Regions from separate parts of the Homo sapiens genome. Here region 2 is linked to region 1. A link is an interaction called in ENCODE POLR2A ChIA-PET data of the cell type or tissue named here. Cell type or tissue: MCF 10A. All regions are shown on one strand. Links, peaks and the distances in the headings refer to the core of each region. The heading gives the core; the rest is flanking DNA. Region 1 holds the start of IL20RA (interleukin 20 receptor subunit alpha). Region 2 has its middle 61 kb from the start of IL22RA2.

What was found. Peaks named below come from ENCODE experiments on the same cell type or tissue, not always from the same donor. Only the 100,000 strongest peaks of a DNase experiment are listed, where the experiment ranks them.
Region 2: POLR2A ChIA-PET joins it to region 1 with 5 read pairs; 2 of 35 experiments call an interaction of 5 or more read pairs at or near these places.

The regions. Positions count from the first base shown.
Region 1 is chr6:137,041,305-137,057,819 of GRCh38, forward strand. It overlaps IL20RA (interleukin 20 receptor subunit alpha), which reads right to left and starts at 3,661. Exons shown (of 7, transcript NM_014432.4): 1 at 3,337-3,661. The coding sequence starts at 3,424. RefSeq lists silencers at 3,154-3,203, 3,274-3,383, 3,414-3,473. In MCF 10A, for the core only: no CTCF peak of the experiment used is centred there; a DNase peak (open chromatin) is centred at 2,837.
Region 2 is chr6:137,104,684-137,121,198 of GRCh38, forward strand. No RefSeq gene overlaps it. Among named protein-coding and RNA genes, the nearest start is that of IL22RA2, 61 kb to the right of the region's middle. RefSeq lists an enhancer at 1,438-1,497. In MCF 10A, for the core only: no CTCF peak of the experiment used is centred there; a DNase peak (open chromatin) is centred at 7,478.

The sequences.
Region 1 (16,515 bases), core at 1-5,000:
TGATACTCCAGCAAGGTCTATAGTTTAGTGAGTAGCACTATACCAGTGTTAATTTCCTGGTCTGAACATTGTACAATGGTTACATAAGATGTTTTAATTGGGAGAAACCAGGTGAGAGGGATATGGGAATTCTTTGTGCTATTTCTGAAACTTCTCTGCAAGTCCCAAATTAGTTCAAAATTAAAAGTTAAAAAAAGAAAATAATTCTGCAAGTTTAATTAGTTCACTAGAATCATTTATGTCCCTGTGTATGTGTGTGTGTGAGTGAAGTATGTCCTGGAATAACTTCTCAGTGAAATAAAATACGGAATGCTGCCATGTTTGTATCAAAGAAGAGACATTTTGACTAATACTCTCACTCCATTAAGTCATTCTAATAAGCATAGTTGTTGTTTGGTATTTAGACTGCAATCTAAAGCTCCAAAACTCAAGTTTATTTGTTAATAGACATCATAAGCTATACTTTTTTCCTCTTTGGGGATTTAGGGAAGACCCTGTTATTTTTTTTTAAATATATATATATATATACTGTAAGTTCTGGAATACATGTGCAGAACATGCAGGTTTCTTACATAGGTATACATGTGCCATGGTGGTTTGTTGCACTCATCAATCTGTCATCTACATTAGGTATTTCTCCTAACGCTATCCCTCCCCTAGCCCCCACCCCCCGACAGGCTCTGGTGTGTGATGTTCCCCTCCCTGTGTCCATGTGTTTTCATTGTTGAACTCCCTAGGGAAGACCTTCTTGAGGGAAGCACATTGGCAGGAGAGGCCAAAGTCTGAGCAGGAGTTAGCTGGGAATAGAGTGGCACAGCAGCATTCTAGCAGAGGGGCTGCCAGTATGAATCTCCAGTAGGAACTTCCAGAGGAACTGCCAGTATGAGTGAGATGGGAAACACTTTGGCTTGTCTGGGAAGTAGAAAAAGGCCAGGATAGCAGGAATTAGGTGGTGTGAGATAAGGCTGGAGAGACAGGCAGGAGTTGGCCACACAGGATCTTGTAGAACTGAGAATGATTCCAGGAACAGTAGAAGCCTCTGAAGGGCTTTGAGCAGAGGAGGCAGATGACCTGAGAAGTCACCATCTCCCATTCTATCTTAGTGACTTTAAATGCCTGTTTATATTATGCTAATCATGGTTCTTTATCGTTCCTGAGAACAGGATATGGGAATGGCCAATAGGGCGGAGTTTGATAAGCCATAAGGATAAACTTCACTGTGAAATTCTGTCCCTGGAGGGGTCCAAGAGTGAATGACAGCGTGTTGCACCTGCCTTGAGGGAGCCGCATAGACATTTTGAATTCCATTACAACTTTATCTGAAATGAAATACCAAGATTTCCCTACAAGGTTCATGACATGCTGAGTTTTTTTTTTCCTCTTTGGATGTTTTGGTATTTTACAGCCTGATATGGCACTGAGCTGTGAGACGAAAATTTTTAGAAGTTTAAAAAATGAGAGCATTAAAGCATTAATCTACCTGAGAGTGGCAAAGTCATAGAACCTTAGTAAGCCCACGTTGTACAGAAGACATTGTAGATAATCCTTCAATTACGAGCAGGTAGTATCCAGGTAACTACATACATCTTCTAAGGTGGTCTTCCCAGCAGTCCTTAGACCTTAGCCCAAAGACCCAGGAGAGGACGGGAATACCCTAAGAAGAGCTAAGAAAGTAGTATCAAGGTCTCTTGGGTCAGAAAAGATTTCTTACTGTTTTGTTTTGTAAATTTTATTTTGAAGTCAAGAACATTACTACCTGGTAATGTCAGCACCCAACAATTTTATTTCTCTCTCTCACTTTCTTTGTTTTTGGTTTTTTCCCCAAAGACAGGGTCTCACCCTTGGCCAGACTGGAGTGCAGTGGCGTGATCATAACTCACTGCAGTCTGGAACTCCTGGGCACACGGAGTAGCTAGGACTACAGGTTTTTGCCACCACGTCTGGCTAGTTTTTTATTTTTATTTTTTTAATGTTTAGTATAGACAGGGGTCTCCGTATGTTGCCCAGGCTGGTCTGAAACTCCTGACCTCAAGCCATCCTCCTGCCTATGTCTCTGTCTCTCAAAGTGTTAGGATTACAGGTGTGAGCCACAGCGCCCAGCTTCTCTCTTCGATTAAAAATAAAAACAAATTTCTGTCTGTTAGTTGAAGGCTCAATATTTGCACGTCAGTCGTTTCTTCCCATTCAGTCTACCCGGGAATATTAAAAGGAAAAATAACTATAATTTCTGATAAATTTAAAAGATAAAATATTTTATGTATAATAGCTATCGTTCAAAATCTCTCCAAGATCTGTGTGCATACTTTTCTTATTGTTGTAACTATATTGAATTTAACTTTTTCTTTAACTACCAAGGACTCCAGATTCACCGTCAACTTTCTTCCTGCATTCACTCTTACTGTTCAGTTCTGGGTTAAAAGACAGCGGGGCCTGAACGAAGTGTCTACAAAGCACAGTATTTGGAGAAGCTTTGTTGTTGTTTTTTAAAATAATTTTTTTAAAAAGGGATCCCGGATATCTTTTTTGTTTTTTTAAAAAATCTTTTTCTCATGTACGAGAAATACAGGGAAAAAAAGCAATCAGGTTAATGAATCATTCTGGTTTACTGGATTCCAATTGGTAGAGAATTTAAACTTAAAAACCAAACAAAACGAAAGAGCTCTTCAGTTACCTTATGTCGTAAACGAGTTAAAAGTTTTGTTATTTCTGAAAAATCAAAGAGCACTATCTGTACATGGTCATAACTGCAAAGGAAACAACGGCGTACCCAGGACAGGGGGAGCTTACTTTAAGAAGCTGCGTCTTTCTGGATCATGTTCCTTCGGGGCTGACCCTTTCGGGGAGTTTGGCTTTTAAAGCGCGGATCTCGCGACGCGCGGCTTGCAGGACTGCGGGGCCCGGCGGCCGAGACGCGGCATCCACAGGGGCCCCTCCGCGCGGCCGCGGCGGTGGTGGCGGGAACCTGGGACTGGCCGGCGAGGGGCCCCGCATGGTAACCGTCCCCGACCGCAAGTCATAGGCTGTGGGCACCGCGCAGAGCGCACCCCCCACCGAACTCCCCCCACCCCACCTCAATTCTCGAGACCGAAAGTGCGGAGCGCGGAGTCCTGCAAACTTGACCCCGAGCCAAGGTGCGCGAGGCGACGGCGAGTGTCCCCCGGGCTCCCTGCAGCCCCGGGGCTGGAAGCTCCGGCCTCCGCGCACCTCGTCCTCTGCCCGCCCGAAAGCGAAACCTGGCCGGCGGGCAGGAGGGGAGAGCTCGGCCTCGAGCTCTGCCTGGCGGGGCCCCGGCCTGGAGGCATCCCCGACCCGCACCTGGCGGCGCGACCCACCTACCTGCCCGTCCCCAAGGCGCCGCCAGGAGCAACAGCAGCAGCGGCGGCAGCGGCAGCGGCCGCAGGGCCGGGCGGCCGGGAGCCCGCATGGGCGGCGGGGCTGGGTCACATGTCGGGGGGCAGCAGACTGCTCAGTCCCACGCCCGCTGGGGCCAAGCGCGGCCGCGCGGCCTCAGCTCCGCGCCTGGGGCTCTGCGTGCCACGCTCCAGGCGACCTGAGTCCCAGGGCGCCTCCGCCACAGCCGCGTCCCCCAGGCTTCCCCAGAAACCAAGGGCGAGCGACTCGCGGAGCCCCCACGCGCGCTCCCCCGGCTACCCAGCTGGATGGCAGCGCGAGGGCAGTTCTCGCGGATTTATAGTCCCCAGCCACTCGGCTGTCAGTCCTGAGAGTCTGAGAGTTTCCACCTCTCGGGGTTCATGCCCAGACCAACCAGGTCACTAGGCAGGTAAAACCTCCTTCTGGTAATGAGCGAGGCGAGTGCATTGCAAAGAGATTCTGGTATTCAGGCCGGTCTGATGGTCAGTTAAAGTTCAATATCGGAAGACGGATGAAATAGAGCGTTATTTCTCGATATACAGTTAGGCACTCAGCCGTAGATCTTACAGTCATGCATCATTTAAGATGACAGGATTACCTCCTGAGAAATGTCTTAGGCGAGTTTCTTGTGTGAACATCTTAGAGTGTACTCACACCTATATGGTATAGCCTCTTACACGCCTACGCTATATGGTACAGGCTGTTGTTTGCTCCTAGGCTACAAACCTGTACGGCAAGTGACCATACTGAATACTGCAAGCAATTGTAACACAATGGTAAATATTTGTGTATCTAAACATGTCTGAACGTAGAAAAGGTACAGCAAAAGTACAGTATGAAAGATTTTAAAAATGGTACACCTGTATAGGGCACTTTCCATGAATGGAGCTTGCAGGACTGGAAGTCGCTCTGGCTGAGTCTGTGAGTGGTGAGTCAATGTGAAGGCCTAGGACATCACTGTGTACTACTATAGGCTGTATAAACACTGTATTACACTTAGGCTATGCTAAATTTATTAAAAAATTATTTCTTCAATAATAATAAATTAACCTTAGCTTACTATGATTTTTTACTTTCTACTTTTAAATCTTTTAAACTTTATTTATTTATTTATTTTTGAGATGGAGCATTGCTCTGTAGCCCAGGCTGGAGTGCAGTGGTGCGATCTCGGCTCACTGCAACCTCTGCCTTCCGGTTTTGATGATTGTCCTGTCTCACCCTCCAGAGTAGCTGGGATTACATGTGTGTGCCCCCACGCCCGGCTAATTTGTTTGTATTTTTAGTACAGACTGGGTTTCGCCATGTTGGCCAGGCCGGTCTCGAGCTCCTGACCTCCGGTGATCTACCCTCCTTGGCCTCCCAAAGTGCTGGGATTACAGGCGTGAACCACGACACCCGACCTAAACTTTTTGACTTGTAATAACGTTTGACTTAAAACACAAACACATTGTGCAGCAGTATGAAAATATTTTTTCTTTGTATTCTTTCTATAAGCTTTTTCTATTTTTAAATTTTTCTTTTTCTTTATTTTTTCTTTACTTTTTAAACTTTTTTGTTATAAACTAAGGCACAACCACACACATTAGCCTAGGCCTGCACAGGGTCAGGATTGTCAGTGCCACTGATGCCACCTCACATCCTGTCCTCCTGGAAGGTCTTTAGAGACAATAGGAATTTTTTCAGCTCTATTATAATCGTATGAGACCACCTTTGTATATGCAGTCTGTCACTGACTGAAAAGTTGTTATTTGATTTCATTCAACTCTCACAACCTGCAGTTAGGTCCTGGCCCTTTTTTCAGATGAGGCAAGGGAAACTCAGAAAGTCTAGGAATCATCATGAAGTCCCCCAAACCTGTGAGTGGCCTGTGACCAGTGGTGTGTGGACTTCCACACAAGGCGGTGGGTCCTAGGTTCCATGCTCTTTATAATGGGAGGGGGGAAGGGTGCAATTAAGAGGTGAGTCTTGAAATACTATATGAAAAATCTGAGAGAGGCTCTCAGCTTTGTACCTTTCTAGGTGGTTCTAAAGGTTGGGCACAGCCTGAAGATAGATACACGATTTACCTCAGATGTGTTCCATCTCTTTTGCCCTTAAATGTCTGTTTTCAAATGCTCCAATAAAGGGAAACGACACTCAAATTAGAGCAACTATTGTTTTCTTTTTCTTTTTCTTTTTCTTTTTAAAGGGGGTCTTCAGTATTAAAAAAGATCTTTTTTGGTGAGGAGGGAGTAAGGAGATAGAAGATGGGGCAGGATTTTCTGAGTCGCCTAAGTATGCTACTTTTTCCTTCCTGAAAGACTTGGAAACAGAGGAGGAATCTGGGTCAGAGGGCCCCTTAGGCTGGGATGTTAGCTTCGTGGTGCTGACGTGAGGCCTCTTCAAACCACTTTTCTTGTTTGTTAGCTGGTTCTTTTCCTTTCCACCAAAAGGGGCCCTGAAGGAATCCTGAAAGCTGGATGAGGAAAGAAGGGACTTGCTTCCTATTTGTTTGCTGTTCTTGTCACTAAGGCCCCACAGTGCCTCTTTACCCTGGCAGGGACAGCTAGTTCTAGGAGCAATTGTTTCTAGTTCCCAGCTTCTTCCTGTACTCCCAGAATCAGCTTCACTGCATCTCCTGAGAAATACCAGCACTGAGTAGGCTATGCCCCATTCTCAGAGGTCTGAGTCCCAGTTTCCTGGAGGCTTCGCTTCTGGGATCTGAACCCCACGTCTGCCCTGTGTTCCTTTAACCCTGACGGTGGTAGTTGCTTCTAGTAGTCACTCTGTCTCTTTCAATCTCAGTATTCCTGCTTTACTTTTTTAGTACTCCAACATCTGTTTAACCAATTCCTTACAGCAAATTCTTTCTGTTGAAATAACTAGTGTGGTTTCTGTTTTCCCAACTGGACTCTTATTGATTCCATTGTAATCCCAGAACGTTTTAGGAAGGACTCTGTGTGATCAGTACATTATCAATATTATCTTGAGTTGCTGTTGTTCTTACTTTTTGATTATAAATTGTATTAGTTTACTTTCATCATTATCATCTTAAGTCTTGTGGGTTAAATAGGGTAAATATTTGCTACAAAAGTGTTTGGGGCCAATCATTTTTGGATATCTAAATTTTGTATGCATTTCTATTCAAATATGAATCGTTCAGACCCTTCAAGAGGCTAAAGCAGACCTATACAAAGCCTTCCCTTATCTCCTAAGTCTTCTGAACTTGAACAGTGACATTTCATTATTTCACCAAGTTTTTCCTCCAGCTGGAAAGTGGGAACGGGGTAGGGGATGGAGTAACTGCGACTTGGAGTTTCTTCCCCCATGAGTGGGCTGTCAATTGTCTGAGAACAAACAGTTTTCTGCATGCCTCTCGTCCCCTCTCTCCTTTCCTCTTCAAGTTCCCCTTGGCACTTGTCAGAAGGCAGTCAAAATTTTACCTCTAAGGCTTGTCTTTTACGTGTTCACAAACTCACCACTCTGTCCTCAGAATGGCTAGGGTTCTACAGGATGAGTGTGACCTGAGAACTTGCCATGTATTCAGTTGATGTTTCCCATGCATTGAAATAAAGAGTGGAGTCAGTTTTTCTTTTGTTTGCATCTGTGACCCAGAACTCACCTTAGTGAGTTTCCTTAGTATCTTCAAATCTAACCTCTTACCCCCCTCTGCTAACTTTGGGAAGCAGCAGTCTTGGTTCCTCCCCATCTAAGCCTCCCAGGCAATATAATCTTCAGTGTGTTCTTCAGAGACTTTTGAAATGATGTTTTCGAATTGAGGTTTTCTTCTACTTCTCAACTTTGCAACTCCTCTTGCCATGATTTACCACATTGAGATCTTAATTTTGTGGAACCTGATGTATAGGATTTCCAGGCTTCCCGATGAAAAAGGCCATAAACCACTACTCCTTACCTCCCACCCCAAACACTAATACCACAGGCAAAAAATAATTTTTTTCTATCCTAGTTTAATTACTAAATAGTTTCCAAGGATAATACATACTAATAATACGAAGTTACTGAATTCTTTCTTTGAGTCAGATCCTACCTAAGAAATTTAAATTTCCTAACTACCTCCTTCAATCCTTACAACAATTCTGAGAGTTAGTTACATTACCCCAAGTTTCAAAACAAGGAGACAGACTTGGACAGGTCATTCGTTTAATAAGCAACAGAAACTGGAAACTGAATGCTGGTTCATCTATTTTCAAAGTTTGTGCTTTTAATAATTTCCTTATATGCCTCTTACACTTGAGAAAATGTTATGATTTACCTTTTATAATTAGGTCTACAATACATTGAGCTAATTTTTGTATATGAGGAAAGAGTAAAGATTAATTTTTTTCCATATAGATATCTTACTGGTTTTTGAGGTCTGAACTGTAAAACAGCATGAATATAATTGCTAAAGGCCTAATATTCAGCATATGTAATGAATTGCTTCAAACAAATTAAAAACAAAATAAAAAGACAATCTAATATTGAGTTTATATAGGTTACACACCACTTAGTTGCCACTGTCTTCTTCTGAGAGAGGAAGAAAAACCCTAGCTCCCTAATGTCAACAGATTTCTTGGAAAGTAAATTAATTCTCTCAGGAAGGCAAAGGGGAAAGTACCTACCCTGGAATATAAACATTTGGCTATGGTGGGGAGATAAATTTTATTACTCTCTGAATGAGACCAGATGGCTCCAGATCTAACACCCTTGCAATGTGAGGAGCAAATGATTCTGTGGAAGAGGAGACAGTCTATGGCATGCCAATTTTCTTTGCTCAGGGAGACAAACCATCCAGAAACGTGAAAATATTCATGTTTCCCTGACGTCTCATTATTTGAATATACTCCATTTGATTGCCCATTCTCCGGTTGATAGACATTTGGGTTGTTTCATTATTGAGTTGTAGGTGTCCTTTATGTATTCTGGGTACAAGTTCTTTGTCAGATATGTGCGTTGCGAATATTTTTGCCCACTTCATCACTTGCCTTTTCATTTTTACAATGATGTCTGCAAGAGCAAAAGTTTTTAATATTGATACAGTCAAGTTTTTCACTTTTTTTCGTTATGATTGTGGTGTCTCGTCTAAGAAGTCTTTGTGTATCCCAAGGTTGAAAGAAAGATGGCTTTTCCTAGAAATGTTATAGTTTTAGCTTTTATAATTAGGTCTGCAATACATTGAGCTAATTTTTGTATATGGTATGAGAAAAGAGTAGAGATTTTTTTTCCAAATAGATGTCTTACTGTTTTTGTACTATTTGTTAAAAAGACTTTCGTTCCACATTAAATTGCTTTAGCCATTATTGTTGAAAATCTATTGAAGATATATGTATTGGGTCATTTTTAGATGTCTACTCTTTGGTCTGTTTGTCCATTTTGCATCAATACCATGTTTTAACAAAAGGAGCTTTTTAGTTTTTTAATGTTGTACTTGTATACCGAAAAGTTTCAAAGGCAGTAGTGCAGAGTTTCTGTACACTCCTCACACAGTTGCATCACCGTGGTAAATTTTTAAAACTAAGAAACTTCCATTTCCATTGGCACATTACTGTTAAGCAAACTTTAGATTTTATTTAGATTTCTCTAGTTTTTCTTCTTCTTCTTTTTTTTTTTTGTTTTGAGATGGCGTCTTACTCTGTCACCTAGGCTGGAGTGCAGTGGCATCATCTCTTGCTCACTGTAGCCTCTGTCTCCAGGGTTCATGTGATTCTCCTGCCTCAGCCTTCCAAGTAGCTGGGATTACAGGCACCCACCACCATGCTCAGCTAATTTTTGTATTTTAGTAGAGATGGGGGATTTCACCATGTTGGCTAGGCTGGTCTTGAACTCTTGATCTCAAGTGATCCACCTGTTGCAGCCTCCCCAGGTGAACCACCACAACTGGCCTGGATTTCTCTAGTTTTTCTCTTTTTGTTCCAGGATCCAATCCAGAGTACCATGCTACATCTAGTCGGCATGTCTTCTCAGTCTTTGGTCTGATAGTTTCTCAGGTTTTCCTTTTTTTTTAATGACCTTGACAGTCTTGAGGCGTATTGGCCAGATGTCCTATAGAATGTGCCCCAGTCTGGGTTTGTTTGATGTTTTTTCTCATGATTAGACTGAAGTTAATGGTTTCTTAAAAAAGTATCACAGAGGTGAAGTGCTTTTTTTAATCATATCATATCAAGAGTATATGACATCACATGACATTGATAATGATGTTAACCTTCATCACTTGCTTAAGGAAGTGTTTGCCAGGTTTCTGTACTGTAAAGGTATTGTTTTACGTTTTCCTACTCTGTATTTTAGAAGACAGTCATTAAGTCTAACCTACCCTTGGGGAGGGACAGTGGTGGTGGCCAAAATTAAGCTCCCCCTTCTGAAGGGAGGAAATAACTTTGTATGTTATTTGGAAATCTTCTGCAAGGAAGATCTGTCCCTTCTCTTCTCCCTATTTACTTATTGATTTATTTAAATCATTTATTTAAATTAATATGGACTCAAATGTATTTATTTTATACTTTGGGTTATAGTCCAATGCTACATTCTTTATTTTCTTGCTCAAATTGTTCCAGCTTTTGCCATTGTGAGCTCTTTCAGGTTGACACCTGTGTTGCCTTGATACACCCCCATCCTGTTTTGATTTGTCCTGAGCACTTCCTTACTTTCTGGTAATGTAAGAGACTCCAGCCTCGTCTTGAATTTATCTCTGCTAGCCTTAAAACCAGCTATTTTTCCATGGAACCCTGGTTTATTTTATTGGAGAATGGTATTCCATTGTTTGGAAATTGCAGAATATGAAGGTACTCTGTGTGTGTGTGTGTTTGTGTGTGTGTGTGTGTGTGTGACAGAGAGAGAGAGAGAGAGAAAGAGAGAAAGTTTCTGTGTGCTTTAATCTGGAGGAAACCAAGGAGAAACAATTTCTTAAAAGATGGGTCATTTTTATATAGACAGGTATATATATATGGCTGAAAGCAAAGAAACTTACTCTTTTCTTGATGCCTAAAGAATAGAGGAAGAGTCAAATAACTACAGAAATGGCCCCTTCAGTTTACCCAAATTCCAAATAAGCATTTATCTGGCCCCCAAGTGAGAGTTCAAACAGTGACAGACTCTTCATCTCTCCATCCTTTAATGAACAAATGGAGGATGGGTTATGGGCCAACTGATGGCCTAATGTTGAGGAAACTGCACGGCTCTGGTGTCATATATGGATTAATTCTCAATTCCACTCTATCCAAACAGTGTGGCCTTGGTCTCTGTGTTAGACACTATGATGCACCACCCAGACCCCACTTCAAAGACGGATTTGTTGTCCAAGCTCCTGGGAGTGCTAATATTAGAAGCCTCCAGCTGTCAGCCTTTTCAAGGACTCTCTGAGTGGCTGGGAACTGACTCACCCAAGGTCAGGTCCCTTTCCAAGGCTCAGTTCCAATGACTAATCAGATATGGGACAATGAAGACCTAGTCATCTTGGTCCAACTTGGGGCAATTCTGTCCATTCTAAGTCCAGAGCTCCTTTGGCCAAGGCTGTTGCTGAACCTTCCTCACAGCTCACCTGCATCCACTCTTGCTTCCTTTTCCTCCCTCCAGCAGGTGTTTATCACAAGGGCCCTCCCCAGTAACACCGTACATACTAAAGTCTACCTCAGAGTCTGCTTCCTGGGGAATACACCTGTGATGGCCTCTGTGAACTTCACTGACATCCACCCCCACCCCCAGCCCTATCCCCAGGCAGCCACAGACTACCTTTATAATAAACAATCAGTGGCATCTGGATTTTCTCCCTAGGTTCCTCTTGCTGTAACAATCCCCTACACATTAGAGTTCTTCAGTTTTGTCTTTTTATTCACTTTTCTTCTCACTCTACAATATTTCCATGGGTGATTTCAATTTTTTTTTTTGGTGGGGGTGGGTACAATGTCTGTGGCACAGGCTGGAGTGCAGTGGCACAATCATACCTCACAGCAGCGTTGAACTCCTGGGCTCATGCAGTCCTCCCACCTCAACCTCCCGAGTAGCCAGGACTACAGGTCTGTGCCACCACGCCTGGCTAACTTTTAAATTTTATTTTTATGTTTGTAGAGACGAGTCTTGCTATGTTGCCCAGGCTGGTCTTGAACTCCTGGCCTCAAGTGGTCCTCCTGCCTCGGCTCCCAAAGTGTTGGGATTACAGGTATGAGGCATTGCACCAGGCCAATTTCAGTTTTCAATCTCCAATCTAGGCCTCTTTGTTGAGCTCTAGAAATCCCTCTCTTAATTCCCCAGCTCTACTTGTAAGTCCTATGTACCTAAATTTCAACTTGTTCCAAGCTGAACTCATCTGTACAGTGTCTATATTTTCTGTTACCCAAGTGAAAAGTCTGGGAGTTCTCCAAGACTTCTGTGGCTCTACTCAAGCATTATATCCTTCCATCTTCATCTTCAGTATATTTCTTGCATTATTTCCAGTGTTTCTCGTGGCTCCTTTGTGCCACTGTTATATGTATTCTGTATATATCACACAGTTCTGATAATGTCAAAAATATGTATCAGTTATATATGTATTTATAGCACTATATTGAAGTGGTTACATATATGGCTATTAGACTGTGAACTTCTTGAGGGCAAGAACTATGCCTTGTTCTCTCTCTCTTTTTTTTTTGAGATGGAGTCTTGCTGTTGTTGTCCAGGCTGGAGTGCAATGGCGTGATCTTGGCTCGCTGCAACCTTTGCCTTCCAGGTTCAAGTGATTCTCCTGACTCAGCCTTCAGAGTAGCTGGGATTATAGGTGCCCATGCCTATACCTGGCTAATTTTTTTGTATTTTTAGTAGAAACAGGGTTTCACCATGTTGGCCAGGCTGGTCTTGAACTCCTGATCTTAGGTGATCTGCCCTCCTCAGCCTCGCAAAGTGCTGGGATTACAGGCGTGAGCCATGGCGCCCGGCCTTGTTCTTTTTTATATCTCCAGTGTCTAGTGTAATGCTGGGAATGTAGTACATTCCCGATGAATTTTGTTAAAACAAATAAAACTTCTCTGAAGTTTTTTTCTATATATTTTAAGCTGCAAATCCAAAGGGTCTGTTTCTTAACCAGCATGTATATGCACCCACACAGAAAATACACACACATCTATGTGCAGACACACTCCCTTTCTGAAATCCTCACATCTCCATTTCAGTGTTCAACTATCCTGTACAGGATATGAAATAACTTGGAAAGGGACAAATTAGCTATTATTTGAAAGTCAGAGTCATATCTTGTTTATCATCCATATATTCTAACTTTTCTTCTTCTTTCATCAGTTGTTTTCTTATTCTGTGTATTGAATTAATATGAGCTAAACCTAAGAGAGATTTGCATAAAAAGGATTTATACATTTAAAGTGAAATGTAAAGTTTCGGTGTTAGTTTTGATAATTCAGTTAAGTACTTCTTTATTTACTTAGTATACCAAGGCATGGTTATTCAAATATTCAAATATATCAATCATGTATAACTATACCACTGCACAGTAATGTAAGTACTCAATGAATTAATACATTTAAAAATCAAGGTTGTAAATTCTTTGTTTTCTTTTTAATTTTTAAAAAAAGTTTTGTAAAGCTGACAATTCTTTCTAAAGAAAGAATAGGTTTAATTCCATTCCTATCACAATCCTAGCAAGATTATCTTTTAGACATAGACGAACTTATTCATAAAATGTACGTGGAAAGGCATCTTAAAAATGTCCTGGGCCCAGATGGCTTCACTGGTGAATTCTACCAAACATTTAAAGAGGAATGACTATCGGTCTCTCATAGACACTTGGAAAAATGAAGAGAACACTTCTTAACTCATTCTAAGTGGCCAGTGTTACTCTAATACCAAAACCAGACACAGATATAATAATAAAATGAAACTACACATCAATATTCCTTACGGATATAGACACAAACATCCTCAACAAAATACTAGCAAACTGAATCCACCAACATATAGAAAAGATTATATATTATGATTAAGTGGGATTTAGCTGAGCAATGCAAAGTTAGTTTAATATCCCAAAATCAATTAATATAATATACCATATCAACAGAACAAAGGACAAAAACCACAGACATGATTGTCTCCATAGATTTAGAAAAAGCATTTGAAAAAGTCTAGCACCCCTTCATAATACTCAAGAAACTAAAAATAAAATGGATTCTTCAACCTGATAAATGGCATGTGTGAAGAAACAGCTAAGATCACAATTAGTAGTGAAAGACTGAATGCTTTCCCTATAAAATGAAGATAAGATGAGATGTCCACACTCAACCCTTCTGTTTAGTATTGTACTGGAGGTTTCAGACAGGGCAATTCAGCAGGAAAAATAAATAAAAGGCATGAAAAGGAAGAAGTAAAACTATCTCTATTCACAGATGACATACTCTTAGATGTAGATCATGTATATGGAAAATCTGGAGGGACCCATTAAGAAACTATTAGAACTAATGAATGAGTTCAGCAAAGTTGAAAGATACAAGATCAGTATACAAAAACCAATTGTTCTTTTACATGGTTGCAACAAACAATGAGAAAATGAATGCAATTCCACTCAAAATATAGTATCAAAAACTATAAAATGCTGAGGAATAAATTTAGTAAAAGAAGCACAAACTTATACTACAAAAACTAAAAACCATTGCTGAAGGAAATTAAAGAAGATCTAAATAAATGGAAAGAATTCAATGCTTATAAGTTGGAAGATTTAATATTGATAATATGGTAATACTCCCCAAATTGATCTACAGATTCAATGCAATCATTAACAAAATACCAGCTGGTTTCTTTGCAGATATTGACAAGTTAATCTTAAAGTTCATATAGAAATTTAAGGGAGCTAGAATAGTCAAAATAATCTTAAAGAGCAAAGTTGGAGGACTCAAGTTTCCTGATTCAAAACTTACTACCAAGCTAATGTTGCAGTGACATAAGGACAGACATATACATCAATGACATATAATGAGAGTTTCAAAAGAATAATAATTTATGGTCAATTGACTTTTGACAAGGGCACCAACACAATTCAATGGAAAAAGGGTAGTCTTTTCAACAAATGATGCAGAACACTGTATATCCATGGCCAAAGAGTAAAATTCTTTGAACTTTGTCTCATAAACTATATGCAAAAATTAACTCAAAATAGATCAAAGACCTAGTGTAAGAGCTGAAGTTATAAAACCCCTAGAAGAAAATATAAGATAAACTTCATGACCTTGAGTAGGAAAATGGTTTCTTAAATATGACAGAAAAATCACAAGCAATTAAAGAGAACTAGGTAAATTGTACTTATCAAAATTTAAAACATAGGTAAATCGTACTTATCAAAATTAAAAATTATTGCACTTCAAAGAACACCACCAAAACAGTGAAAAGACACCAAATGAATGACAGAAAATATTTGGAAATCGTATGTCTAATGAGACTTGATTCTAAAATATATAAATAACTCTTATAGCTTGATAATGAAATGACAAATAACTCAAGTAAAAAATGGGCACAGGGCTTGACAAGACATTTCTCCAAAGAAGATCTACAAATGGCTAATAAGCACAGGAGAAGAAGCTTGACATCATTACTCATCAGGAAAATGCAGTTTAAAACCACAGTGAAACCCACACTTCATACCCATGAGGGTAAAAGTGCCATATTATAATAACAAAGACAACAATATTGTCAAGGATGTAGAGAAATCAAAGCCTTCATACACTGCTGGTGAGCCTATAAAATGAGTCAGCCACTTTGGAAAACAGTGTGTCAGTTACTAAAATGGTTAAACAAAGAGCTATGATATGACCCAGCACTTCCAATCCTAGGTATCTAACAAAGAGAAAAGAAAATACATGTCCACACAAACACTTGTACACAAATATTCATAGCAATGTTATTTATAATAGCCCCAAATTGGAAACAACCCAAATGTCCATCAACTGATGAATGGATAAATAAAATGAGGCGTATCCATGCAATAAAACATTATTTGTCAAAAAGAATGGAGTATGGATACATGGATGGATTAGCCCTGAAAACATATGCTAAGTGAAAGAGGCCAGTCACAAAAGGCCACACATTCTATTTATATGAAATAAATTCTATTTATATGGAATGTCCATAATAGGCAATTTTATAGAGACAGACAATAGATTAGTTGCTTTCAGGCGCTGGGGCAGGTGGTGGTTGAGAGTGGTTTGGGGGTGACGGCTAAACAGTAGAGTTTTTTTTCTGGGGTAATGAAAATATTCCCAAATTGATTGTGATGATGGTAGCTCAATTTTGCAAACATGCTAAAAACCACTGAGTTACACACTTCACATGAATACATTGCATGATATGTGAATTACAGCTCCATAAAGCATTGCCAAAAAATTACACTGAGAAAATGGATGCGAATCCATCATAACAAAACAGCGTTTATTCAACAAATGTAAAGTTGTTTTAACATTAGAAAAATCAGTAGTTGTAATTCACTACAAATACAAATAAAGGAGAAAAATCAGATGTCTATTTAAATAGGACAAAACAAAAAAAAAATCTGGCAACTTCTGAATAGAAGTCAACTTCCTTCATCTAATAATGAAGATCTTAATGCTTCATGAGCATATACTTAATGATGACATACTGAAAGTATCTCCTTAAGGTCAGGAATAAACCAAGTGTGTCTCCTGTCATTCCTTCTGAATTCAATATTATGCTGGATGTCCCAGCCATTATGGCAGGGAAGAAAAAGAAAGAAAGTCATAAGAATTAGAAATGATGATAAAATTGTTATCTTTCATAGATAATATGATTATATGCACAGACAGTGGAAAAGTATCTCTGGGTAATTTACAAATATGAATGTGAGAGTTTATAGGATTCTATTCATGCATTCAATGTCCTCAAAGCAATTGCACGCCAATAATACATAGTTAAAATGAAATAAAAGTACTATTTTGTAATAACGTGAAAAATATCTAAGACATACAAGATCTTTATAGGAAAATGTATGAACTTTCATTGAGTGACTTTGAAGAAGGCCTTTTTAAATGGAGGGATATGGATTGTGGTTATGGACTGAGGACTCAATATCTCTCAAAATTAGGTTACAGATGTAATACGATTCCAACAACATTGTAACAGATTTTTATGAAACTTGACAAAGTGATTATAAAATTTGAGTGGAATTGCAAAGGTCTAAAAATAATC
Region 2 (16,515 bases), core at 4,692-9,691, 68 kb after region 1:
TCAGTTTTAGAAACATCACTCTGGCTGTAATATGAAAGTTAGATGGAAGAGGTAACACTAGAGAGGAGACCAAGCAGGAAGTTGGTGGCAAACCCTGACAGTAGACACACGGCCATGGCTTCCAGGGTTTTGGACTAAAATCCTACCCTCTTCAGGAAATAACTAGTCTCATTCTGGAAAACATCTGTTGGCTTATTAGTGGTCTCTGAGGGAGGCTAAAAGCCTGACCCTGGGGTGCCCTGTGACCATGTGGCCCATACTTCTCATCATGAATGGGTCTTCTCTGGACCATTAAACCATGAAGCAGGAGGAGCATAGCAAGACTGGATCCAACCTTACAGCACAAATAAAACTGCAGGATGTCAAGGATCAATGGACAAGGTGACCTGTTCTGTGGACATGTGACCTACTCAGTTTCACACTCTGGCATTTTCTCAATGTGCTCGTGAGCAAATGTCTGTGCAGTAAGGTCAGGGGTCCCACATGGCTCAGAAGAATAGGCCTCCTCTCACTGAGGCTGACTTGGCTGCTGCAGGCCTGAGTGTCCCGTCAGTCAATGGCAGGAAGCAGCCCGTGAACATCTTGGAGGGGGCAGTGATTTGTCCTCAATGGGGGAGACACATCCAGATTTGGGTTTGCCTTCTGAGCCCATCATACTCATGTGACTTATTGAATGTCTTATTCACCAGGGTTTTTTACCAAAACACTGCTTCTGATTAAGAACTCAGTTGGCTTTGGGTCTGCTTACTTCCAGTCAGTACCTGGGCCACTGACCACTCTCAATGTTCTTTTCTGCACGTGGATATTCAGGCTGACCTATTTCCTGGCTTGTAGGTTTGACACACTTTTCTTTCCTGTTTGAATCGTAGGTACCTTGAAGCTATCTGAAAAAAAAAAAATTGGCTTGGGTAGAAAGGCAACACCCTGGATTTGTTCTTTGCCTGAGGCTTCCTCTCTGTGTGGCTGAGGAGTCTTAACAGGCCTTTGAGAAAGGGCGTGAGTACTGGTTTTATCACTTGCAGCTCTGGTTCAATTAAGTGCTATTATAAGCCTCTTTACGTATCAGTTGGCTTTTCAACCCTTAACAAGTCTCTTCTTTTTGGATGCTCTCTACTTTCTTCCAGCTCTGCTTGCAAACTTGTCAATTCTTGTCTTAGTTGATCACTTTTTTAAAAACCTGTTTATAGACAGCAAAGAGAAGCCAACACAGATTGACATTTGGATTCTTTCCAATAGCTTCATTTGAAGCAATAGGAGAAGCGATCTGCTTCTCCAGTTATTGTAGGTAATAGCTTTGCCAAATGTTTTTTGACAATAGAACAAGGGTGGTCAACATTTTAGCCTGAAATACCCACGTCCCCATCACCTGTGATTCTCTCATTGTACCAATGCCACATCTTAGGTTTCAGTTATGGCAGCACTATGCACATTTCTGTATTATTTAGGGCAAGTGCCCAGCTGCTGCAAAGAGAAGCCAAAATGCCCTGGTTTAAATAGGATAGATATTTATTTCTCTCACATATTACAGTGCAGTACAGTGCAGGTTCTGTTCCAGGAAATCATTCAGGGATGCATTTGAGTGAAGTCAAGCAATTGTCTTCAAATCATAGCTTCCACAGCTGCTAAAGACATAGAAAAAGGAAAGGTGATTTGAAAGTAAACATCTTTCAGAAGAGGAACTGGAAGATGAACATACCAATTTCATTCATTTCCATTTGGTGAGAACTCAGGTAATTGGCTACATTTAGCTGCAAAAAGTTTGAAAAAAGTCATCTTAAGTCGGGGCAGCCCCACCGAAGAAAAAGTGAGAATAGTTTTGGGGGGTTAACCAATATTATGGTCAGCATACTGGTCTACCTTATTCTTTATAGTGCTTATGTAGCATACGACTTAACAGATATACGGTAATTTTTCAACCATGTCCCTCTTGGAGGATTTTTAGATTGTTTCCAATATATTGCTATTATAATCCCTCTTTATACATAAATATTTGTGCCCTGTAATTTTATAATTTGTGTCCAAACTGCCCTCTGAAGTTGTATTATCCTATCCTCATACTAAGGGTGCTGGCTTCCCCATGGCTTCACAAAATTGCGTCTTATCTGACTTTTTAGTTTTTGCCAATTTATTAGGTAAAAGATGGTGTCTTGTTTTAGCTTGCATTTAAAAAATTATGTTTAGCATTTTTTCCTTCCTTTATAAAATCATTTTCTTTCTCCCTTCCTTCCCTTCCTTCCTTCCTTTTTCTTTTTCTTTCTTTCTTTTCATTCCTTCATTCCTTCCTTTTTTTTTTTTTTGAGAGAAGTCTCTCTCTTGTCCCCCAGGTTTGAGTGCAATGGCTTTTTCTCTGCTCACTGCAACCTCCACCTTCTGGGTTCAAATGATTCTCCTGCCTCTGCCTCCCAAGTAGCTGGGATTAAGGCGCCTGCCACCATGCCCAGCTAATTTTTGTATTTTTTAGTAGAGATGGTGTTTCACCATGTTGGCCAGGCTGATCTCGAACTCCCGACCTCAGATGATCCACCTGCTTTGGCCTCCCAAAGTGCTGGGATTACAGACGTGAGCCACTGCACCCGGTCCCTCCCTCCTTCCTCCCTCCTTTCCTTCCTTCCTTCCTTCCTTCCTTCCTTCCTTCCTTCCTTCCTTCCTTCCTTCCTTCCCTCCTTCTGTCTCTCTCTCTCTCTCTCTCATCTCTCTCTAGTTTTGGAACTGCCTATTCTAACCCTTTATAACTTTCCTGTTGAGTTTTTGGTAAGTTTTAAAAATAAATTTTAATGAGAATTTTATAGATGCATAACACTTTTCCAAGTATAGTATTCCTGGGTGTCACTGAACACCACAGGTGGGCAAACTACAGCTTGGAGGCCAAATCTGTCCTGTAAATGGCATTTTATTGGAACACAGTCATGCTCATTTGTTAACATATGGTCTATGGCTGCTTTTGCCCTACAACGGCTGAACTGAGTGGTTTTGACAAATATTATATGGCCTTGAGTCTAAAATATTTACTCTCTAATCTTTACACAGAAAAAGTTTGCTGATTCTTGCCCCAGACTCCATGAAAGAATCTCCAGTGTTGTGGGCTGTACACGTATATTTTGAAAAAAGCTTCTCAAGTTTCTAAAGTTTGAGAAGCATGTTTGGAAAAAAAAGTATCCAAAGTTTGAGAAACATGATTTAGTTAGTAGTAGAATACAGAAAGGCATACTTTCCCATCAGACTCCTTTTCACATCTTCTGCATTTCTTCCCCTTTTCTTTCCACATCTGACCACCCCAAACCAAAGTTTTAAGAGAAACATCTAGGGGGTTTCCAAGTTAGTATGGCTAGTAATAATCTGTCTTATTACTCAGGCATTGCAAAATTCCTTAGCTGTAGTAAAACTTTATAAACAGTAAAAATTTGGGGCAAAAGCAAAAAATGGACATTTCTCACATCTTGAAAAAGAAAACACAATTCTTCTCTTTAGAAAATAATATTGATATGCACAGTTGTACATGTGAGTGCCTAGACATGTATATATTAGCATAATGATGTGTGTGTATGTTTATGCATGACACACATGGAAACATATACATTGGAAGCACCGCTTTGGATCAAACTCATGATTCAGACAGTCCAGTATATTGTTTCTAGTACATGTCTCCAGCCACCCTCAAACCTGCCAAGACCAGCTCGGTTGGGGAGACCCTAACCCAACAGCGCTAGAGGAATTAAAGACACACACACAGAAATATAGAGGTGTAGAGTGGGAAATCAGGGGTCTCACAGCCTCCAGAGCTGAGAAGCTCAAACAGAGATTTACCCACTTATTTATTAACAGCAAGCCAGTGATAAGCATTGTTTCTATAGATTATAGAGTAACTAAAAGTATTCCTTATGGGAAACAAAGGGATGGGCTGAAATAAAGCGATGGGTTTGGCTAGTTATCTGCAGCAGGAGCATGTCCTTAAGGCACAGATCGCTCATGCTATTGTTTGTGGATTAAGAACGCCTTTAAGTGGTTTTCCACCCTGGGTAGGTCAGGTGTTCCTTGCCCTCATTCCGGTAAACCCACAACCTTCCAGCGTGGGTGTCATGGCCATCACGAACATGTCACAGTGCTGCAGAGATTTTGCTTATGGCCATTTTTTGGGCCAGTTTATGGCCAGATTTTGGGGGGCCTTTTCCCAACAAAACCTTTCACAAACAAGGAAATAACCACTTAAACATCTGAAGCTTTCGATGTCAATCTCAAAGTTACAGGATTAGTCTGAATGATCCTACTTTCCCTTAGTACTCCATTTGACTCTGTTATTTGTGACTTTATTAGATCCTCTTTAAAAGGTATTTATATATTATCCCTACTCTCATTCCACTCCAACAAAGTGCAATAGGGTTCTGCTCCTAAGGACAGAAAACACTCCAGGGGACGGCATGCAATTATTACTTAAGTCACTAAAGCAGCATTTATTTTCTGTGTTATTTTCTCTCTCATTGCAGGAAATGTTTCAATACCACCTGAATTTCAGGCAAATGCTCATATAAAGTTTTTTTCCCTAAATGTTAATAGATTTAATTTCCTAAATGATGAGGAAATTCTGTATTTGCTGCACTGATGGCCTAGAATCTTCTTATGTGTGAACTAGAATTTCAAACAGCTTCATAACTTAAAAGGTAGAATTGAAGCATACCAAAAACAATGTAAGCATTGCATATGTTCCTTTGGCTTGGAGTTTAGAATTGGTATTTCCTTTCAGATGGTGCATTTATTGCCAAAGATTCAAGGGACTATGTTTCATTTAATAGGTGCATTATGTTAGAAACAGTAATCTGGATCACAGAATTAATAGATTTTTCTAGAAATGGAAATATTATTATTATTCAGAAAAAGAAATTAGGTGCTTCATAAGATTTCTAGGCTCTTAGCAAATGAATTGTGGAATTTAATGGGCTGGCCATGGCCCCTCTGTTCTGAATATCTTATGTTAAGTTCACTGTGTGGGAATTCTATGTTCATGCCCAGTTTGAGCCATGTGCAGAGCTATAGATGATCCTGTATTAAGATGTCCTTTAAACACAATGCACACACTGAGATGTTTTGACTTAATAAAGTGAATATTAGTTAATGTGATGGTTAATTTCAGACATCAACCCAAAAGGGCTAAAGGATTCCCAGATAACTGGCAAAATATTATTTCTAGGTGTGTCTGTGAGGGTGTTTTGGGAATAGATTAACGTTTGAATCAGTGGACTGGGTAAAGAAGATCCACCCTCACCAACGTGGGCAGGTGTCATCCAATTCGTTGAGGGCCAGAATAGAACAAAAAGGTGGATGAAGGAAGGGGTTTCCTCTTTCTTGAGCTGGGACACCCATCTCTTCCTGCCCTTGGACATTGGAGCTTTTGGTTCTCAGACCTTCAGACTCTGGGACCCAGACTAGCAGCCTTTGACTGAGTTACACCATTGGCTTTTCTGGCCTTTAGAGTCACACATCATCAGCTTTCCTGATTCTCCAGCTAGCAGATGGCATATTGTGGGACTTCTCAGCCTCTGTAACTATGTGAGCCAATTCCCATAATGAATCTCCTTTTATATCTGTCTATCTATCTATCTATCTATCTATCTATCTATCTATCTATCTATCATCTATCTGTCTATCGTCTATCTATCTATCTTATTGGATTTGTTTCTCTGAAGAACTAGGACTAATACAGTTAACTTTTTTTTTGTTTTTTTGAGACAGAGTCTCGCTCTGCTGCCCAGAGTGGCACGATCTTGGCTCACTGCAAGCTCTGCCTCCCGGGTTCATGCCGTTCTCCTACCTCAGCCTCCCAAGTAGCTGGGACTACAGGCGCCCGCCACCATGCTCGGCTAATTTTTTTGTATTTTTAGTAGAGACGAGGTTTCACTGTGTTAGCCAGGATGGTCTCGATCTCTTGACCTTGTGATCTGCCCGCCTCAGCCTCCCAAAGTGCTGGGATTACAGGCGTGAGCCACTGCACTTGGCCCACAGTTAACATTTTTTTAATCTTCAAGGTTTTAAGATTGATATTCCTTATCCTATTCAATACAGATTTAGTTTACCTGTTCATTTCATCCTTAGGTTTCAATAACTTTTATTTCATCACTGATAACACCTCTTTTTCTTAGTGTCTCTCTTCACTCATGTTGATCATGTAGATCAAAGGCTGGTAAACTATTGAAAGTATAGCAGCAAAAGAAAAAATAAATACATTAGTCTACATCAAAATTAAAAACTTCTGTGCATCAAAAAACACAATCAACAAAGTGAAAAGTCAGTCCACAGAATGGGAGAAAATGTTTGTAAATCCTATATACGATAAATGGTTAATATTCCAAATATATAGAGAACTACAACTCAAAAACAAGAAAACCAAAAAACTTGATTAAAAAGTGGGCAAAGGACCTGTATAGACATTTCTCCAAAGAAGATGTAAAAATGATCAATAAGCACATGAAAATATGCTCAACATCATTAATATTTAGGGGAATGCAGATCAAAACCATATAACCCCTTATACCCATTAGGATGGCTACTATTAGAAAAAAACCCAAAATAACAAGTATTGGTGAGAATGTGGGAAATTGGAATGAAGCACTGTTAATGGAAGTGTAAAACGGTGCAGTCTCTATGGAAAACAGCATGGTGGTTCCTAAAAAAATTAAAAATAGAATTACCATATGATTCAGCAATGCCATTTCTGGGTATACACCCAAAAGAATTTAAAGCAGGGACTTGAAGAGAGATTTGTTCACCCATGTTCATAGCAGCATGATTTGTAATAGCCAAAAAATGGAAGTGACCCAAGTGTCCATCAACAGGTGAATAATTTGTAAAGCATGTTAGTGATTTCTTTCTTTGCTCCTGTAAGGCTATCTATCCATCCTGCACAATTCCTTGAGGAATTATCTGTCTAATCTACTTATCTATTGCTGCATAGCAAATTATCCCTAAAGGTAGCAATTTAAGACAACAAAGATTTGCTTTCTCATATAATTGAGAGTTGGGAATTTGGAACAGATTAGTTGGTACATGAAGTTGCATTCAAGCTGAGCTGGGGATACAGTCTTCTTAAGGCTTAACTGAGGCTGGAGGATATAAACAGAAACCCAAGCTCATTCAGGTGGTTGCTGGCAGAAGGCTTCAGTTCATCACATTATGGATTTCTCCATAAGGTTGCTCATGACATGGCAGCTGGTTTTACTTAGAGGAGTGATCTGAGAGATAAAGATTGGAGATAGAGATAGAAATAGAAGTATAGATATGTAGATATGCAGTAGTACCCTCTTAACTGGGTTTCGCTTTCTGTAATTTCAGTTACCACTGCCAATTGCAGGCCAAAACTCTTAAGTGAAAAATTTCAGAAATAAACCCTTTGTAAGTTTTCAGTTGCATGCCATTTTGAGTAGCATAATGAAATCTTGCACTGTCCTGCTTCATCCTGCTTGGAACATGAATCATTCTTGCGTCCAGTGGATTCACACTGTATGTGCTGCCCAGCCATGAGTCACTTAGTAGCTGGGTCAATTATCAGATGGCAAAAACATAGCGTATGTAGGGTTCTGTACTATCTGCAGTTTCAGGCATCCACCGAAGGTTTTCCACTGGGGAACAGATCCTCCGTGGATAGACGGGGTGGGGAATACTGTGTATAGTGTCTTTTATAACTCAGTCTCAAAAGTGACATGCTCTCATTTCTGCTATAATGGTCAGGTCTGATATAATACGGGAGGGGACTACACAGGGTGTGAATCGTAGGAGGCAGGGATTTTGGGGGCAGTCTTGGAATCTGGCTACCACACCTACTGACGCTTTGTGACCCCTCAAGTTTCAGCCCTCAGTAGCCTACCCTACAGCAAATTCCTCCCGGAGTCTTCCAGCTCCAGTAGCCCTCTTGTATTGAGTTCCTTCAAGACAGCTCATACCCAGCTACCAATTCGTCTCATGAGAAAATCGCTGTCTCTGCCATATTGAGTGGTAGAAACACAGACTTGTGCTCCTGCCTCAACTGTACCCTTGTGCTGCCATCACGAGCGGCTTTAGAAGAGTCTAGAAAATTCCCATTGTTTGTTTTCTTTAACTATTTTGCTATTATTTCCAGATAAGCATCATTATACTTGATTAAATAGACATAAAATATTACTGTTTTAAGAACATCACATCGGTGTTTTCTGTTGGTGTTTTCTTGCCTTTAATACTATTGATTGACTACCATTTGTTCAGTCTTTTCAGTTAAATAATTTTATGTGTGCAAGTGATGTGTTATGATCAGTAATTACTTCTTCATTTAATAAAGAATGTGAAGTTGCAGGGATTCTGTCTGAACTGATTAAGCTGTGCATTTGATAATATTTTTCTTGCTTATTTTCATTGTTTTCACCAGTAATTAAATTTTTATGAAAGATTTTAAAGTCTAGTTTCTCCCATTGTTTTCAGATTTTGAGTTTAAGCTAACCATTTCTTTGAAGATGTTCTTACATATCTTTTTCTTTTTACCTCCCCCATCTCCTTTTTTTAAATTTAAATTTTAAGTTCTGGGGTACATGTGCAGGATGTGCAGGTTTGTTTCATGGGTAAATGTGTGCCATGGTGGTTTGCTGTACCTATCAACCCATCCCCTAGGTATTAAGCCCAGCATGCATTAGCTATTTTTCCTAATGTTCTCCCTCCCTCCCACTACCCCACCTCCCCCAACAGGCCCCAGTGTGTGTTGTTCCCCTCCCTGTGTCCACGTGTTCTCATTGTTCAACTCCCATCCCCCACCCCTTTGATACATGTTTGATCAAGTCTATCATTACACAGATGAAAAAATTATATAAGATTTGTTTTATATTATGAAATCCAGATGATCAATTCCTACCATATTCTTGACTTGTAGTTATTCTCAATGATTTAGTATTAAAAAATATAATTGTGTTCAGACTGTTTGGATTTTAAATATATTTATATCTATCTATAATTAAAATAAATAATAAAGGGAAATATAAAAATTATAATTTCATTTTTAAAAAGTTATTTTTCACTAACGTATTTGGGATATCTTGTTAAAATAAAAGGTAAAATAAAATTAAATAATAAATTATATGTACAATTGGTGAGATTTTAGAATCAAGATGGTCTAAGCTGAAACAATGTTTTGTAATTTTAATTAAATCTTACTACATATATTAATGAAAATAACACAATTTATAATTATAGTGTTCCATCTTGCTTTAGTTGTCTAGATAAGTAATTGACATATTACATCTACACCTATTAGATATAGTTTTAAGAAAAAAATGAATTGTTCAATGTGGAAAAGTATTTCTTAGCTACTACTATGTGCAACTGCTGCACATCTCACACTAGTTTGTGAAAGCCTCTAAAACATGTTTTGGAGCATGAACAGAAGCAAGTAAATGGATGCTGCTGGAACGTGGTGCTTCATGATGCAAACATTTATTAGTTTAATGCTGTGAGGAAGGAACGATTTGGCAAATAGATTTTTCTTTTCTCTTTTTAAGCACTTCTACCTCGCAAGTCCTCATTGATGTCTGAAGCTGTCTCTCTGGCATACTCCATAGCAGAATCCATCACTCTATACCCTACTTTATTTCTAGACATAGGGTAAGAGATGTGAACTACAGTTATTCCTGTGGTATAACTGGTATTGGTCAAGAGAGCAGGTGTTTCGAGTTATGGGTTACACATGCCAGCACATTGGATGTGGTGTACAATATATGTTCAATGTATTTTTACTGAGTCAAATCATCTGTAGTAATTAGGTCACCTTAACTGAGACTGGATCTAGTGCTACTGAGGCCATGAGACTCAGAGCAGAAGGAGGTTGACAGATTGTTTAACTTCCTAGGAGCTTTAATGTTTGAAGAAAATATGTTCTTAATGGTTGTTTAATGTTCAATTAATAAATAATTTAAATTTATTAATCAATTGCCTTTTTTTTTTTTGAGACAGAGTCTCGCTCTTGTCACCCAGGCTGGAGTGCAGTGGTGCAATCTCAGCTTACTGCAGCCTCCGCCTCCTGGGTTCAAGTGATTCTCCTGCCTCAGCCTGTGGAGTAGCTGGGACTACAGGCATGTGCCACCACGCCTGGCTATTTTTTTGTAATTTTAGTAGACATGGGGTTTCACCATGTTGGCCAGGCTGGTCTTGAATTCCTGACCTCAGGTGATCCACCCACCTTAGCCTCCCATAATGCTGGAATTACAGTCGTGAGCCACCGTACCCTGCCAATCAATTGCCATTTTTAAAAAGGTGACATTTCCCTAAAGGATTACATGGCACTTACACAAGTAATAAAAAAAAGTCTTATGAGTTTTACCAATTAGATTCCACCAAATATTTAAACATTTATTAAACATTTAATTAAAGGCCTTTACATTTTAATTTAAATGAAGATTCATAAGTACTTTAAATCCCATAAGAAACACAAATGTATAAAACATTGCAAAGTTTACAAAACCAATTAAAGATGTTATACCAAAATGATTATGAGCAGAAGAGATAAAATATTACTTTTTGTTCTTATCCTGCACATTCCTAGGGTTTTATTTTTTACATTTTCTAGGGGTTTCAATAATCCTGCCAGCCATTGTTTTATTACTAGCTTATGATTTTTGTAACCCTACCGGACCCAAAGAAAAATGAAGGTTATTGCAGGATAGCTGACATTGCAGGTTCTTTGGTAGAAATCACAAGTTTTTGAGTGGCAACATCCAAGAAATTCAAACCCAAGTGTTGATAACAGGCTGAGTCTGTTTTATAAAAACGTACTCATTTCATTATGGAACTCGCAGGTCCTTGCCTTTTATGAAGATTCTCAGTTTTTGAGATGTGTCTTTCTTCAAATGGGGTATCCTTTAAGTTTTTGAGAATAGCTGTACATTTTGGTATATAGACATAGATTCCTGATATTTTAAAAATACAAGTGTTTATCATTAGTATTTTATTAAAATTAGTAGCTATAATTAGTAGAAATTTTCCTTCCCTAGAAAGTAGGAGATTGAGTTTTTCTGGGTAGTTTTCTTCTCTAGAACATTTGGTGAATATGTCCTTTTGGAAGCCTCCTGCGGCCTCTCTTTGTAATTGATCTTACTATGAGAACCCACATGTGCTGGGCCTTCCTCTCTCTGCCTGTTGTATAAAATCAGCAGAGCTGATCAGATCTTCCTGTTCTTGGCAGGGTTCCTACTTTTCTGGGATTGTTTGGTTCGCTCACATGTTTTTGTTCACCCTTTCCTGTTTACATAGGCAGAAACAAATACATATACAGTTTGAAATATATAGAGATGCTTAATTGAAGAACAAAATCTCCATATCACCTTTTCATATATTCATGATTTCTTCAATATTTTTATATTTGTATTTATATACATTTTTAAAATATTTTTATATTTTATATGTTATATATTTAAAAGTCATTAAAAATTAAAACCAATTCTTTTCATTTTATTATTACAACCAATTTTTTTCTGCATGTTATGCTGACTTTTCTCTTTTGAGCTTTGCTTTGAACTCATTCTCAAATTGGCATAACTTGGCTGACGGGAAGTAAGCTGCCTTCTACTTCAACCTTTTAGCTCTGCCCCGATTTTCTTATGACAAAAATAGTGTCGTAAGAAACATCTGGGTTTTTTCTTCCATACGGACTCATTGAAGAGTCCTGTAGCTTTGAATTGGAGATTAGTGTTAGAGACCTAAATCTGAGGGTTGGGATGCATCTGAGAATTGTGAACGGTGAGAACTGTCACTGCTACTATGGATTGAATGAAAGGTAATGATATTTTTGAGGTTATGGCTCCACATTAATCTTCCAAATTTATCCTTGTGCCATATCTCATTTTCATTACAGTAAATGATTTTTTGACCTACCAAGATATCCTTCAACAGGCCGGGCATGGTGGCTCATGCCTGTAATCCCATCACTTTGGGAGGCCAAGGCGGGCGGATCACCTGAGGTCAGGAGTTCGAGACCAGCCTGGCCAACATGGTGGAACTCCGTCTCTACTGAAAATACAAAAATTAGCCGGGCATGTTGGTGGGCACCTGTAATCCCAGCTACTCTGGAGGCTGAGGCAGGAGAATTGCTTGAACCCAGGAGTGGAGGTTGCAGTGAGCTGAGATCGTGCCACTGCACTCCAACCTGGGTGACAGAGCAAGACACCGTCTCAAAAAAAAAGAAAAAAAAATTAGCCAGGGACTACGTGCCTGTAGTCCCAGCTACTCAGGAGGCTGAGTCAGGAAAATTGCTGAACCTGGGAGGCGGAGGTTGAAGAGAGCTGAGATTGCCCCATTGCACTCCAGGCTGGGTGACAGAGCCAAAAAACAAATATCTTTCAACAGTGACAAAGCAGAGCTTAGTGAAGAGAGATAGTGCTTTTAGGGGATTAGTGAGATCCTCTAGCTGGATCATCCAGAGGAAAAGATTTATGTATGTATGTATGCGTGTTTGATGTGATATGTGTGTGTCATGTGGTATGTGGTCTGTGTGTAGTGTGTGTGTATGTGGTATGTGGTATGTGAGTGTATGGTGTAATGCATTGTGTGTGGTGGGTATATGTGTATGGTGTGTATGTGGTGTGGTATGTGGTGTGTGTGAAGTGTGTATGTAGTGTGTTTTCTGTGTGTGGTGTGTATGTAGTGTGATGTATATGTGGTGTATGGTGTGGTATGTGTTTGGGGGTTGTGTATGTGTTGTGTGTATGTTGTGTGTGCATGTGTTGGGATAAGAAGAGGGAGATTGGTTGAGACTTAAGCTAAGATGGGTATGGCATGCCCAAACAGTCTTGAAATTTTTGATATAAAGTTTTATTTTTTCCTATCTTTTGATGTTGATTGAATTAGGGTAGTGGTTAGTATTGCTTTTGAGTGTTGATTTTAGAAGCATTTTAGGTTGAGTCAAAGGGACAAACAGTATATCAGCATCACTCTTTTTTTGCCAGCTTTTTTTTTTTTGAAGCAAAAACAAAATTCCAATTCCTTAAGAAGAGCAAAACATGCACCCACATGACCACTGCTTTCAGAGAGAAAGTCTTGGTGGGGAGCTATGGTGACACTCATTTAAGTGACAATGAAGTTACTTACATACATTCAGAAATTTATACAAAGAGGGCTTTGTGCATGGAGACAGGCGGGCCAGGCACATCCTGGTAGTGCAACAAGCCCTTGGAAATCTGGGCACATCTTGTCTTTCTACTTTCACATCCTCCTGTATATAGGGGCTTTTGTCCTTATTCTTGTTGCCTCAGGGTTAAAAGATGCTTTCTGCACCTCACAAAATGCTTTCTGTCGACTCTACTATCAGGAACTAGGGGAAAGAGATGAGGGTGAAAGTTGTGGCAGTACCTATTTAATAACATAATTAAAGTATTCTTGAAAGTTCTACCCAGCACAAATGGTGGAAATAGAGGGAAGTGGATGGATTTAAGAAATATTTAGAAGGGAAAATTAATAACACTCGGAAATAATTAGATATGAAGGATGAGAGGGAGGTGCTAAGGATGATGTCAAGGTTTCTGGTTTGGGTACCTGGATTGGTGATGGTGCCATTCACTTAGAAAATTGTGGAAGGGGATTGGGTTTTGGGAGAAGATCATGTGTTTAGTTATGTTGAGCATGAGGTGCCTCCAAAACATCCAAAAGGAGATGTCCGGTAGACAATTAGATATAGTTGCTCTACTTTTTTCTTGCAATGAGAGTTCTTTTATTAGAAGCATTGTTGTGTGGTAAAGCATGATGGCCAATGAGACACTCAATAAGTCCACAGGTGCTGGCCCAAACAGAAACACGATGAGCTAGGATGGTAAACCCAAATCTGGATGTGTCTACCCCACTGGGCAGATCACTGTCCCCTCCAAGATATGCTAACATCCAAGCTGTTCACAGGCTGCTTCCTGCCATTGGTTGATGGGACACTCAGGCCTGCAGCAGCCAGGTCAGCCTCAGTGAGAGGAGGCCTGTGCTCTTCTGAGCCATGTGGGACCCCCATCCCTATTGCACAGACATTTGCTCACGAACACATTGAGAAAACACCAGGGTGTCTGGGAAAGAGACTGACTAGGTCACACGTCCACTGAGTGGGTCACCTTGTCCATTGATCCTTGACATCCTGCAGTCTTATTTGTGCTGTAAGATTGGATCCAGTCTTGCTATGCTCCTCCTGCTTCATGGCTTGATGGTCCAGAGAAGACCCATTCATGATGAGAAGTGTGGGCCACATGGTCCCAGGGGACCCCGAGGTCAGGCTTTCAGCCTCCCTCAAGGGGAGTAATAAGACAGTAGACATTTTCCAGAATGAGACTAGTTATTTGCTGAAGAGGGTGGGATTTTAGTCCAAAACCTTGGAAGCCGTGGCTGTGTGTCTACTGTCAGGGTTTGCCACCGACTTCCTGCTTGGTCTCCTCTCTAGTGTTACCTCCTCTATCTAACTTTCATATTACAGCCAGAGTAATGTTTCTAAAACTGAAATCTGGCCCTGGCTAAAATCTGATCAATAATTTATTCAATCGCAATCCTTCAACACATATTTAACAAGCACCAATTATGTGTTGGTTTCAGGTCTTGAGGATTCAGCAGAGACCAAGATAAAAAGCACTGGCGAAAACTGAGGTGGAAATTAAAGAAAAAAAATTAAAAAGAAAAAGAAATAAGCTTTCCTGTATTAGGCTGACTTATCCCAGGGGCAGCAACAGGCACAGCCCAGACCCAGGAAAAGCCTCGATAAACACTATCTGGGAAGCCAGGGCTCAAAGGAATGTGCTCTGGAGACTCTCCCAGCACTCCCTCAACCTTGGGAGGAGAAAAACAAATTTTCCTTTCTCTTATGGTATGAGTTTATAGATTCCTGTTCTCTGTAACTAGTAACTTCAAATATTCTGTTTTATCTAAGTGGTACAGTGAAGGTCCTGAGCTGTCTGAGCAGGCCTGAACTACAGCTCCCTGGGCACCATAGCAAAGGTTATGAGATAAGCCTGTGCAAGGCACTAGAGCAAAGTCTAGATAACAGCCATCTGGGCTGCATAGCAAAGGTCATGTGTAATTCTGGGTTATGTACCTGTCACAATTTGATTAACTGCCTTTGTTCTGCCCTGTATCCTTGCTTTCATGCCACTATGCTTTGTGCCACTGTAAGCTTGTTTCAGGCTAGCCCACCCTCTTTTAGAAGTGTGTATACAAGTCAAGTCTGTCTTTGTTCTGGGCCCAGTCTCTGGATGATCATCCACTGGGTCTGATTGCACTCAATAAAATCATCCTGCTCTTCCCCGTGGTCTCTCTAGTCCTCCTGATTCCCGCAAGAAAACCACAATTACTTTTGCACAAACCTAATACTACACATATGTGTGTATGTAAACTTATATATTTTTTAAGTTTAAAAAATGAATTAAAAATTACATGAATCTATATGTAAATATATATAATATTATATATGTGTGAATATATGAGAGATATATATTTAATTTTCTTTCCTATTTCTTACCTCACCACGTCTATAGGGTGTGTTGGCAGTTGTTAATTTTCAACTTGTCCACAGAATACAGTGAATTAGTTCTTCTGGGACTTAAGAACCAAGTGGCTGAGCTGCTTGTTGGCAGTATGAACTAGAAAAGTCATCTCTTTTTCTGGGCTGAACTCAAATACAAAAATTTTCAATTCATCTAGTAAACGCAAGGGACTGTAAACCAAATGTTGCTTCCAAACCCTGAGGAGGTCCACCGAGTGACCTTTTTTAATGGTAGGGGGTAAAAAGGATAGCGACATGTCACTTAATTCAGAGGGTATCTCACAGTGTGCTGAACCTCCTAGGACTTGACTGATTGGGTAGGTTCCTGAATTTTATGAATTTTATTTCCTTCCCTCTGGCACACACGTATCCTACTAAATCATGTGGGTGAGGGTTACTTCTGGCTCTCCAGCTCTGTCAGCCCAGTCTCCTCTGAGCAGTAGACAGTGCCATGTCCTGCAGATGGTAGAGCACTCCAGTTCTCTCCTGAAGGTGTGTTTCTGGTGTTCTATATTGACTAAAATAGAGAAAAATAGATTTGCCTGATGAAAAGCTGCATACTGGTTTTCAGAGGTTGTGTTGACTTTCTCCAATCAATGACTGTTTTTTCAACAGCAGCTATAACAGGAGTTACTACCTGATTAAACCTACAATTACTCTTTGTCATTTTCCAAAACCCACTTACTTTTTTTCAGACCAAAAAAGCTAGTGAATGAGTATACAGGCACATGGTAATAAAAGTCAAACAAACTTCCATTTGTTTGTATTAGAGCTTTTAAATCTTCTAGAGACAATACCTCCCTTCATTCCTCTAAAGCCTTGACTTCAAGGGACATTTTATTCCAGGGTATCATAGAGGAAATTTGATTAAAGGCAAGCATTAGCTTCTAGTGTCCCATCTCTTACCTATGTTTTCACTGCCCTCAGCTCTAACAAGGCTAAAATATACACACAAATTTTCTCTGTCTCTCAAGGCCTGTTATTTGGAACCAGTGATGGTACTAATTTATGTA